2 separate regions of the Homo sapiens genome follow, and region 1 is linked to region 2. Evidence: read pairs that join two places in POLR2A ChIA-PET (ENCODE). Cell type or tissue: PC-9. All regions are shown on one strand.

Region 1 (5,000 bases), 1.9 Mb after region 2:
CGGACCTGCGGGTCCCTCCAGCTCACAGGATGGCCGAGCCCTGGGACCCACGGAGATGGGCGGGGCAGGCGCTCTGGGAAGGGGCCGGCTGGCCGGAGCCCCCCACAGTAGCCTAGCTGGGTGGCCGACCTGGGCAACCTAGGCTAGGGTATGGCTGGTACGGGCCCAGCGGGCACCGCCACGCCCAGACCCCACACAGCAGCAGCCCTGGGGCTCTCCTAATTCCTCTCCCACTTTTCCCAGGAGAGGAATTTTACTTCAGGACAAGCTGCGAGGGCAGGAGCAAATGCCTCCCCTTCTGGAGGACGCCCTCCCAGCAGGCGGCCGGCTACAAGCCCCTTCTTCCAAATGCAGGCGCCCTTCCCCTGTCACTGAAAGGGTCAGCAGAGCCCTCTGTGCACAGGAAGATGTCCGCATCCCCCACACACTGGGAGCTGGAACTCTGCTCCTCAGACAATCGCTTGGTCTGGGCCCATCCATCTTCCTCGCCCCTCTCAGGCCCACCTGGGCAGGCAGAGGCTTCTGGAACCTTCTCTTGTCGTCTGCCCTGGTGAAGGCCCTCCTGGGGGACAGTGGCTTGGGGGTTCTGTGGAACGGACTGGCTGCAGGCCAGGTGTGCCGAGGGTGTCTGTGCAGTCAGGGTACTCCGGGGAGGTCCCCCCAGGAGGTGGGGAAGGGCTGAGCCGTGAGTCCCAAAAGGACAGCCTGGGAGCCCCTGCATCCAGGACCCTCGGTAGCTGAAGGCCTCTGCCCCCAACCTCTGTACTTGGGCTTGGGGACCTGGCCCGGGAATCTGCATATGGAGCTCACTCCCAGGTGAGGACGGCGCAGGTGCCTCCAGGGAGCTCCCTGGGAGGGCCAGGAACCCTGCCCTTCTGTGACGTGGTCTCGGGCCAGGCAGTGTCCTGTGTTGAGAGCAGGCTTCTGCAACCGGACTCGGCTGTGGGCTGTGGGCTGGGGTGGGCCGTGTCCTCTGTGTCCAGAGCAGGCTTCTGCAGCCGGACTCGGCTGTGGGCTGTGGGCTGGGGTGGGCCGTGTCCTCTGTGTTCAGAGCAGGCTTCTGCAGCTGGGCTGGGCTGTGGGCTGTGGGCTGGGGTGGGCTGTGTCCTCTGTGTTCAGAGCAGGCTTCTGCATCCTGGCTGGGCTGTGCCCACCACCCGCATTCCCCAGCAGCCTGTTCTTCAGATCTTGTCCCATGGCCCTAGAGGGCCAGGCCACACACGAATCCCCATTCATATATTTATTTATTTCTTCATTCATTTACTTTAATTCAGAGAAAAGTGGTGCCCACCTTCAGCTCTGTGGTCTCTGCCAGGTGCGCGGCCCCGATGGCTCAGGGGCGGGGGTCCCAGCGCCAGGCAGAAGCCCCCCTTGTGAGCCACTCCCTTCCTGACTCTCAATTCTGTGAAGTGAAATCCCAGGTTTTCCCCTGGTTTGTAAAAAATCATGTTTGAATTTCAACCCCCACGCTTCTCGTCGGCCTCTCTGGCAAGACACTGTCCTACTTGCGGACAAAGTGGCAGCTTAGTGCTCCGTGGGAAGCAGCCTGCACCAAGGGAAAGAACTTAATTGAAAGCCCTTTTTCTTCATTTTGTTCCTCAGCCCTTGGTCTCATCCCCCCGCCCCCTCTCTGCACCACCTGTTTCTGCGGGTGGGTGGCTTTGCATGCAGCATGGGTGTTAACGGGTAGGTGGGAAGAGGGCGGCTGTCCGGGCGGGGTCCACATGCAGGCACTATCCGTATTGAGCTCCAGAAAGTCGACCCACTGTCTAAGCCCCGGTTTACACAACTATGACGTGGGCACACGGGGCCACAATTCCTACCCCCGAGTAACTGTGAGGAGCAAAGCAGGTAAAAGATGAACTCAGGTCTCACTGTGGGTGTGCACCAGGGCTGCCGTGGGGCTGGGCTGACCCCTCCCCAGGAGGCTGTCAGCTCTGGCCCGGCTAGTGGGTGTCAAACTGCATTCTGACTTTGTATCAAACCAGTGAATAGTGCTTAAAAAGTCTGAAATAGCACCGCAATCATGAAACCCAGCAGGCCCTGCCCCTCCTGCCCCTCCTACCCCTCCTGCCCCTGGCAAAGACCCAGAGAAAATCACCTTCCTTGTTTTGCTGGGCGTGTTTGGTTTTTGTATTTACCTCCGTGTTTCCAAATAACAGGCTTACGTCACAGCTCAACATCTCCCCACTCAAACACTCCCTTCCCCAATACGGTGATATCGCCTTCTTCTTCTTGATGGAAAAATGACGTTGGGTGCTCCTGTTACGATGTGTCTGTGGCCGCACTCAAGGCTGAGCCACGGCGTCCTGGCCGTGCCAGGATCTCCACCTCTTCCCCTGGCTTGTTCTTCTGGGCGGGCACCCGCCCCTCTCTGCAGGGTCCTCTTGCTCCTGTCTCCATGTCCCCCTCGGGGCTCCTCTCGTCAGCACCCCGGGGCCTCTGCCGCCCCACTGTGCCCCATTCCTCCTTCTCCTCGATGCACATCCTGGTTTCGGGTGCATGGGCCATGAGCCGTGTCTAAATCCTGTGTGTGGAACATGACTTCATCCCCTCACCCCTGTGCTTTTGCGGGGAGGTCCGTTCGCTCGGCATCCGGAAGGGACGGCTCCACCCCACAGTCCCAGCCCTGAAGTTCCTTCAGGCCGTCCTGGCCTTTCTGCTGACCTTCCTTTTATTCTGCTGGAAACCGGGACTATTTATTTACTTTTAACTATTAGTTTTTCCTTTTTTCTTCTTTTGAGACACAGTCTCATCCTGTCGCCCAGGCTGGAGTGCAGTGGTGCAATCGTAGCTCACGGCAGCCTCGAACTCCTGTGCTCCAGTGAGCCTCCTGCTTTAGACTCTGGGGCAGCTGGGACTACAGGTGTGAGCCACTGTGTCTGGCTAATTTTTGTATTTTTTGTAGAGATGGAGGGGGTGGGTCTCACTGTGTTGCCCAGGCTGGTCTCGAACTCCTGGGCTCAAGGAATCCTCCTGCCTCAGACTCCCAAAGTGCTGGGATTACAGGCGTGCGCCACTGTGCCCGGCCCTGGGGCTATTTCACGTGGAAGTTCATGTCCTTCAGCTCAGGTCAACCCTCTTCTTCCATTTCCTCACTTCCTCTTCTCTGTCCTGTGCCCGCTGCTGGTCGGCGCTGGGGCTGCTGCCGCTTCCTCTTCTCTGTCCTGTGCCCGCTGCTGGTCGGCGCTGGGGCTGCTGCGGCTTCCTCTTCTCTGTCCTGTGCCCGCTGCTGGTCGGCACTGGGGCTGCTGCCGCTTCCTCTTCTCTGTCCTGTGCCCCCTGCTGGTTGGCACTGGAGCTGCAGCCGCTTCCTCTTCTCTGTCCTGTGCCCCCTGCTGGTTGGCACTGGAGCTGCAGCCGCTTCCTCTTCTCTGTCCTGTGCCCGCTGCTGGTCGGCGCTGGGGCTGCTGCGGCTTCCTCTTCTCTGTCCTGTGCCCCCTGCTGGTCGGCGCTGGGGCTGTAGCCGCTTCCTCTTCTCTGTCCTGTGCCCCCTGCTGGTCGGCGCTGGGGCTGCTGCGGCTTCCTCTTCTCTGTCCTGTGCCCCCTGCTGGTCGGCGCTGGGGCTGCAGCCGCTTCCTCTTCTCTGTCCTGTGCCCGCTGCTGGTCGGCGCTGGGGCTGCTGCGGCTTCCTCTTCTCTGTCCTGTGCCCCCTGCTGGTTGGCGCTGGGGCTGCAGCCGCTTCCTCTTCTCTGTCCTGTGCCCGCTGCTGGTCGGCGCTGGGGCTGCTGCGGCTTCCTCTTCTCTGTCCTGTGCCCCCTGCTGGTTGGCACTGGAGCTGCAGCCGCTTCCTCTTCTCTGTCCTGTGCCCGCTGCTGGTCGGCACTGGGGCTGCTGTGGCTTCCTCTTCTCTGTCCTGTGCCCGCTGCTGGTCGGCGCTGGGGCTGCAGCCGCTTCCTCTTCTCTGTCCTGTGCCCGCTGCTGGTCGGCACTGGGGCTGCTGCGGCTTCCTCTTCTCTGTCCTGTGCCCGCTGCTGGTCGGCGCTGGGGCTGCAGCCGCTTCCTCTTCTCTGTCCTGTGCCCCCTGCTGGTCGGCGCTGGAGCTGCTGCGGCTTCCTCTTCTCTGTCCTGTGCCCCCTGCTGGTCGGCGCTGGGGCTGCTGCGGCTTCCTCTTCTCTGTCCTGTGCCCCCTGCTGGTCGGCGCTGGGGCTGCTGCCGCTTCCTCTTCTCTGTCCTGTGCCCCCTGCTGGTCGGCGCTGGGGCTGCTGCCGCTTCCTCTTCTCTGTCCTGTGCCCCCTGCTGGTTGGCACTGGGGCTGCTGCTGGGGCCTCAGTGGCTTTGTTTTCTCATTTTCCAGCCACTGGTCTCCCTCGCTGCTCTCTCGGAGCTTCCTCAGTCTCGTGTCCTGTTCTTTCTGTCGAGGCTTCATCCTGTTTGATTTCTCCACCCACGCTGGTGCACGAGAGCCCCTCCTGTTCCCTGGACCTCACGCCATCCCCAGCCACCCCACACCCTCCTCGTTCGTCCACTCTCTGCTGTCTCTGCATCTCTGCTGTCTCTGCATCTCTGCATCTCTGCTCTCAGCACAGTCTCCACACCATGTGTTTCCCTGTGGCTTTGTGTCTCTCATGCCAAAGGCTCTCACACGCATGATGGTTCTTGTGTGTCCTTCCATAGTGGACAGCAAGGGTCGTCTGCTCTGTCTGGACCATCAGCCCCACCCTTGCTGCCCCTCCACTTACCCAGACTCCAGCCGTGCATGAGCTGTCATAGGCCTCGTGCGCACCCTCCTCCCTTCGCTGTGGCTCCACGTTCCAGCTCCTTGCTGGCAGCACCATGTTTTATACCCAGCCCCGCTGTCATCTGGTGCCTGCAGGGACACCACACGCCTCCTCCCTGCCCCTCTGGGTCTTCCTTCAACACCCCACAGTGAAGGGTGCCCCATGCCGTGGCTGAAGTCAGATCCTGGAGGTCACACTTTCTCCTTCTCTTCTCCACACTTCCAGCCCTGCAGCAGGTCCTGCTGGTCTCTCCCAGGCCCTGGAATCTGCACACTTTTC
Region 2 (5,000 bases):
GGAGGAAGACCGCTTGTCCTGCTGGGACCTTGGGCCTCTCCGATGCATGTTGACTCCAGCTGAGAGGTGTTCTCCTTGCCTGTCCTGCTTTTCATCTGGAAAATCAGGTCCAGGACTCTTGCTTTGCAAGATGAGTGGAGAATTGAAGATTTCAGAAGTTCCCAACATCAAGCAGGTGCTCAGGGAATGGCGGCATTGTTTGCAGGAGTGGGGTCTGTGGTCTCTGTCACTGGGTCCTGCTCACTTGACCCCCGAGCCTTTCTTTCCTCATTTGTATTAGGGTCAGTTCCACCCTCAATGGGTTTCTTTGAAGGGTATGTGCAGCCTGCCTGGGGGAAGGCAGCGGAGTGCTGGCCTTCCTCTCAGTGCTTGCTTGGCCCCTGGGCCTGGGGTTCTCAGAGTGAGGTGCTGCAGGCGATGGCGGTGTGGCCTTGAGAGCGGGGGAGGCCCCATCTGCTGCTTCCCCTCCGGCTGACTTCTCCTAACAAGCCGGAAGTGTGCGTCTGGCATTCATGCCCCCAATCCCCACCTCTTGATGTGGTTCCTTCCGTTTTGTCAGTAGGATCTGTTTTCAACCTCTGCATGCTGAAGTGCTCATCTCTCTAGGCCACTTGGTCTGGCGCCCACCTCGTCGTGGTTCTCAGGATGCCTCATTTCATTAGGCTGAGTGGCTCTGGACTAAGTGCACCTGCAGAGCTGACCGCCCCACCGCCAGCCTGCTGAGCGCTGCCGCAGCCAGGACGGTGGCCAGGGAGCACGTCCCCTGGGGCAGCAGATGCATCCCCTTCCTTTCTCCTTCCCTTTGGACCCTGTATGCACCCCTGCATTCTCTCACCCTCTTTAGCAAGTTAAAAAAAAGCTGGCATTTCCTCCCACCCCCATGAAACCCTTTGTAACAGCAGTCTCAGGTCCGCAGTGTCAGGGGCTGCCCAGTGGTGGTGAGAGCGCAGCGTGGGTGCAGCCCTGGTGAAGGGCCTGGGACTCACAGCTCTGTGCTCTGATCATGGGCTGGCCCGCGCTGTCAGTACAGAAACGCCCTGTGAACTTCAGCTGCCATCATGGCCTGTGTCGTGTGGCTGGTGTCGTGTGGCCCTCGCATAGTTATCCGACATGGCACCGTCGGCACAGAAACGCTCTGTGAGCAGCAGCTGCCATCATGGCCGGTATCGTGTCCTCGTGTAGTTGCCCCATACGTCCACCTCCTGCTTGGCTTCCCCTCTTTGGAGCCTCCAGGGCCAGAGGAGCACAGTTCAGAAACTGCTGGTCAGGAGACCTTTCCTGGAGAAGTTTCTGTTCCGGTTGTGGATCTGGCCTGTGTGGGAGCCTGAGGTGGCATCTTTGAGGTGACCCGGGACCATGGGGAAAGCGCTCTGTTTCCTGGCTGAGGTTTTCAGGCAGTGCCATGGCACAAGCCTGTCTGCACCTGGGGCTAGAGGTGGCACGTGCAAGTCACAGAAGGGAAGGAGGAGACAGCCTGGGCCCCTCACTCACCTGGGCCAGAGGTGGTGTGTGCAAGGTGCAGAAGGGAAGGAGGAGGCAGTGTGGGCCCCTCACTTGCATGGGCCAAGCAGACCGGTAACATGCCTGCCGCTCTGTGACGTTTCTGTTAGAGAGCGGAAGGTGTCTGACCTCAGCTCCCCAAATCAGAAAACGGCATCTGGAGTGCCATATACGTTTGAGAAGAGGGTGCTTGGGTCAGTTCTGTCCTTTGCAAGCGAACATCTTTCTTGGCCCCCAAAAGGTGGTAGTAGAATGTAGATTTCCTCAAACATTTGGAGAAAACACAGAAATGAATACTACTTGAATGTTGTTTATTGTTGCTTCAGGAAGAGAATAGGGAGATGGGAGAAGGGCCCTTGCTGGGGTTGGTCCCTAAGTATTTTGGTGCCCTGAACTTCTGTTTCCTTGCTTATTTTGAAGGGGTTTGTGTGAGCCTAACCCCAGGAGAGCAGCCCACACCCCACAGCGGAGCCTAGAGCAGGGTCAGGGCTGCCAGGAGCTGCTATCTGGGGAGACTGAGGTGGGGTCCTCGAGGCCTCCTCTCTCATGCCCGGCACTGCCAAGCCCAGGGCATCATCAGTGGACTTGGGAGCATCCTCTTATGAACGCTTTTCTTGAGTTTCCCTGTAACTTGTTGTAAACTTTGTAAGCTCTGAGCCAAGAGCTTCCTTCTTAGCCTTGAAGCTGGCCACTGCCGGCTCCTTTCCATGCCGAGCTGGGATTCTTGGTGTGCAGGTGTGGAGAGCAGCTCCGGTGCCATCAGGCGATTGGAGTACGCTTTCCTTCCTTGTTTGGCAGAACATAAAATCAGTCTCAGGCCCTCCCACCATGGCCTCCACTGCTGAGCCCCGAGGAGATGCCAAGAGATGGGAAGGGCCCCCACCGAGGAATGCAGCTGGCTCAGAGTCTGCCTGTGGAGAACAGGAGCCCCTGGAAGGGGCAGGCTTTGGGCAGGTGAGTGCACTTGGTCTGAGGGAGGGTGTTGGTGTTGCCAGCATCCTGAGCTCGAGTTGGTGCCATAGACCTGGGAGGGTCTCTCGATCCTGTTAGGAAACTTGGGTAAGAGAGTCGGAACAAAGAAACATCCACTGCTAGGCACCTGTGGGTACCAGGCACTCCACACGTGTCCCCCTGCCCTGGCACTGATCCTGCCTGCTGGCGGGGAGCCTCTCGCTTTGCCCCAGTTTCCCCAAGGTTGTGGAGCCACTCAGCCTGGAGTCTGCTTGTGAGCTCAGGGCTGGCTGTCTCCTAAGCCTGTGCCCTCTCACCACGTTGCCTCTCATCAGGGCGATGCTTTTTCAAGCTCAGATATCACAGGTCGCTTCCGCAGGGCATGAAGCCTCTTAATGCTGACCCTTTTTTAATACTGTGGCCGAGAAACACAGTTGCGCAGAGTCTGCAGGAGGAACAGTGTGGACGTGGCTGTGACAGGCATTTTTGGTCAGCGTGGGGCAAGTGCGGCTTCCTGTTTCTGTCTCATTGAGCTTGGAGTGGACATAGGGGCTCTAGGAGAAGGAAGGCTGTGACCCCTGCCCTGAAGGAGCTTTCCCTCTGCCTGGGAAGAGAAACCAGCAGTGAATCCCTTAGGGGACTAGAGAGCGTTGGGCCGCGTGGTCCTGATCATGGCCACGCTTCCCAAATGCCTGGCTGCTTGTGAGTTATATGGCGAAAAGAGCCTGAAAATAGAGATCCTTGGACTCACCTCCAAAGGCTCAGATTCAGGTCTCTGCTGAGGCCGTTGCTCCCTTCATGAGTGTACTTTCCCTTGGGCCTGGGACATGTGCACACACGTCACCATGAGAGGTGGCAGGCAGGACTCCCATATGTGGCCGTGAGAGGTGGCGAGAGCTGGTGGGCATTGTCCCGAGGGTCGCTGTGAGAGCTGGGGGGCAGGAGGCCCGGACATTGCCCACCACCTGAGCCTTCCTCTGCACCAGCATTGCCCTCACTTGTCAGTCCAGGCCCCTTTAATGATAAACAATTACCGAAAACAAAGAGTTTTTATTTGTGGGGAATCATAACTATCAGTATTTACCATCTTTGGAAATTAAAATTAAAATTAAATCATTATTTACAATTATATTTATAATCTCATTAAAAACAATTCATTATCACTTAACAAAATATATTTATGAAAAATGCATTTTCTAACACAAAACGAGACAGTGAGAGGAATGGCATTGTTTTTTACTTTTTACAAATCTCTTCAGTGTCTGGTGAAATAGAAGATGGGAGCATCTCGTGTCTGCGTCCATCTGCCACGGTCTCTTCTTTTGGAGTCTGTGGAATAAGTCTGGCCCCGCACAGGTGTGCAGTTGGAAGAAGGAGGGCCTAGTGGCCTGAGGGCCCCACACACAGGTTCTGCTCAGCCTTGCCTGCTGGGTGGGTGAGGGCTGAAGGCAGGTGCGCTCACCGTTCCTTCACACCTTTCGTGGCTAGTCTTACCTTTCTGGGTAGTGTTTGCTCAAAATTCTGATTAGATTGTAGGGGGTGTTTTTTGTGTGTTGAACATGAACATCATTAATGAACGTCAGTCATTGAATGTCTGGGAAGGTGTCCTCAGTTCTGGTTTTTCTGGAAACGGTGACTCATGTATCCTAGAAAAGGCCCACTTTGCAGCATTCCGGGCAGTTGAAGGAAGATGGCTCAACCCATAAGCAGCAGAGCTGACTTCTTTCAGGTGTTCTTGCCCTAGATGAGCAGCAGGGGTGTCCCTGGGGCCTGGAGATCATGCCCACCTGATTTCTGGTGGAGCCAGGAACTTGGGCAGCCACAAGTTGCTCTCTGAGAACCCCACAAATCCAAGACTAGTCCTTAAGAGAGGGTGGCCTCTCCAGAGACGTGTGCAGCTGCTGGACACAATTGGGCTCTGGTGACTGGTCCTGTTTAAATGGGCAGATTTTTCTTTTTGTTGTCATAGAGAAGCTAATTTCTTATTACTTGTCAACTATTTCCGTCTTAAAACCAAGTAAGAAACTAGAAGCTTTCTCGCTAAGATCAGGCACGAGGCAAGGAGTCCCACTCACCACTCCTATTCGCTGTCGTACTGGAAGTACTAGCTATAGTGCAGTAAGACAAGAAGAGGGAATAAAGGAAGGAAGAAATAAAACTGTCTTTGTTTGCAGATGACATGATCGTCTATGTAGAAAATTCTGAGAACTAACAAAAGAACTTGTAGAATAATGAGTGGTGAGAGAGAGCAGGGTATGGGCCATACACGCCGTCAGCTGCTTTCCTGTGTACCAGCAACAAGCAGAGGGAATTTGAAATCAACACCCAGTACTATTTACATTAGCACCAAAAAACAGTGTAGACACAGAGACCGGTACAGGTTATGTGTGAGGAAATCACCAGACCTGATGAAAGAAATCAAAGCCGTAAATCAATGCAGCGGCATTCTATGTTCACGGGTAGGAGGAGTCAATATATTATCAGTTCTCCCCAGAGGGTCTGTGCAGTCCCAGTCAGAATCCCAGCAAGTTATATTTGTGGATATCAAC

What was found. Peaks named below come from ENCODE experiments on the same cell type or tissue, not always from the same donor. Only the 100,000 strongest peaks of a DNase experiment are listed, where the experiment ranks them.
Region 1: POLR2A ChIA-PET joins it to region 2 with 6 read pairs; 1 of 35 experiments calls an interaction of 5 or more read pairs at or near these places.

What each region holds. Positions count from the first base shown.
Region 1 is chr7:262,178-267,177 of GRCh38, reverse strand. LOC124901807 (G patch domain-containing protein 8-like) reads right to left here and starts at 4,455. Exons shown (of 2, transcript XM_047421171.1): 1 at 3,719-4,455; 2 at 2,964-3,666. The coding sequence starts at 4,369. The coding sequence ends at 3,064. In PC-9, a CTCF peak has its summit at 3,068; a DNase peak (open chromatin) is centred at 2,127.
Region 2 is chr7:2,134,047-2,139,046 of GRCh38, reverse strand. All of the region lies in intron 11 of MAD1L1 (mitotic arrest deficient 1 like 1), which reads left to right. Among named protein-coding and RNA genes, the nearest start is that of SNORA114, 47 kb to the right of the region's middle. RefSeq lists an enhancer at 387-526. In PC-9, no CTCF peak of the experiment used is centred here; a DNase peak (open chromatin) is centred at 4,096.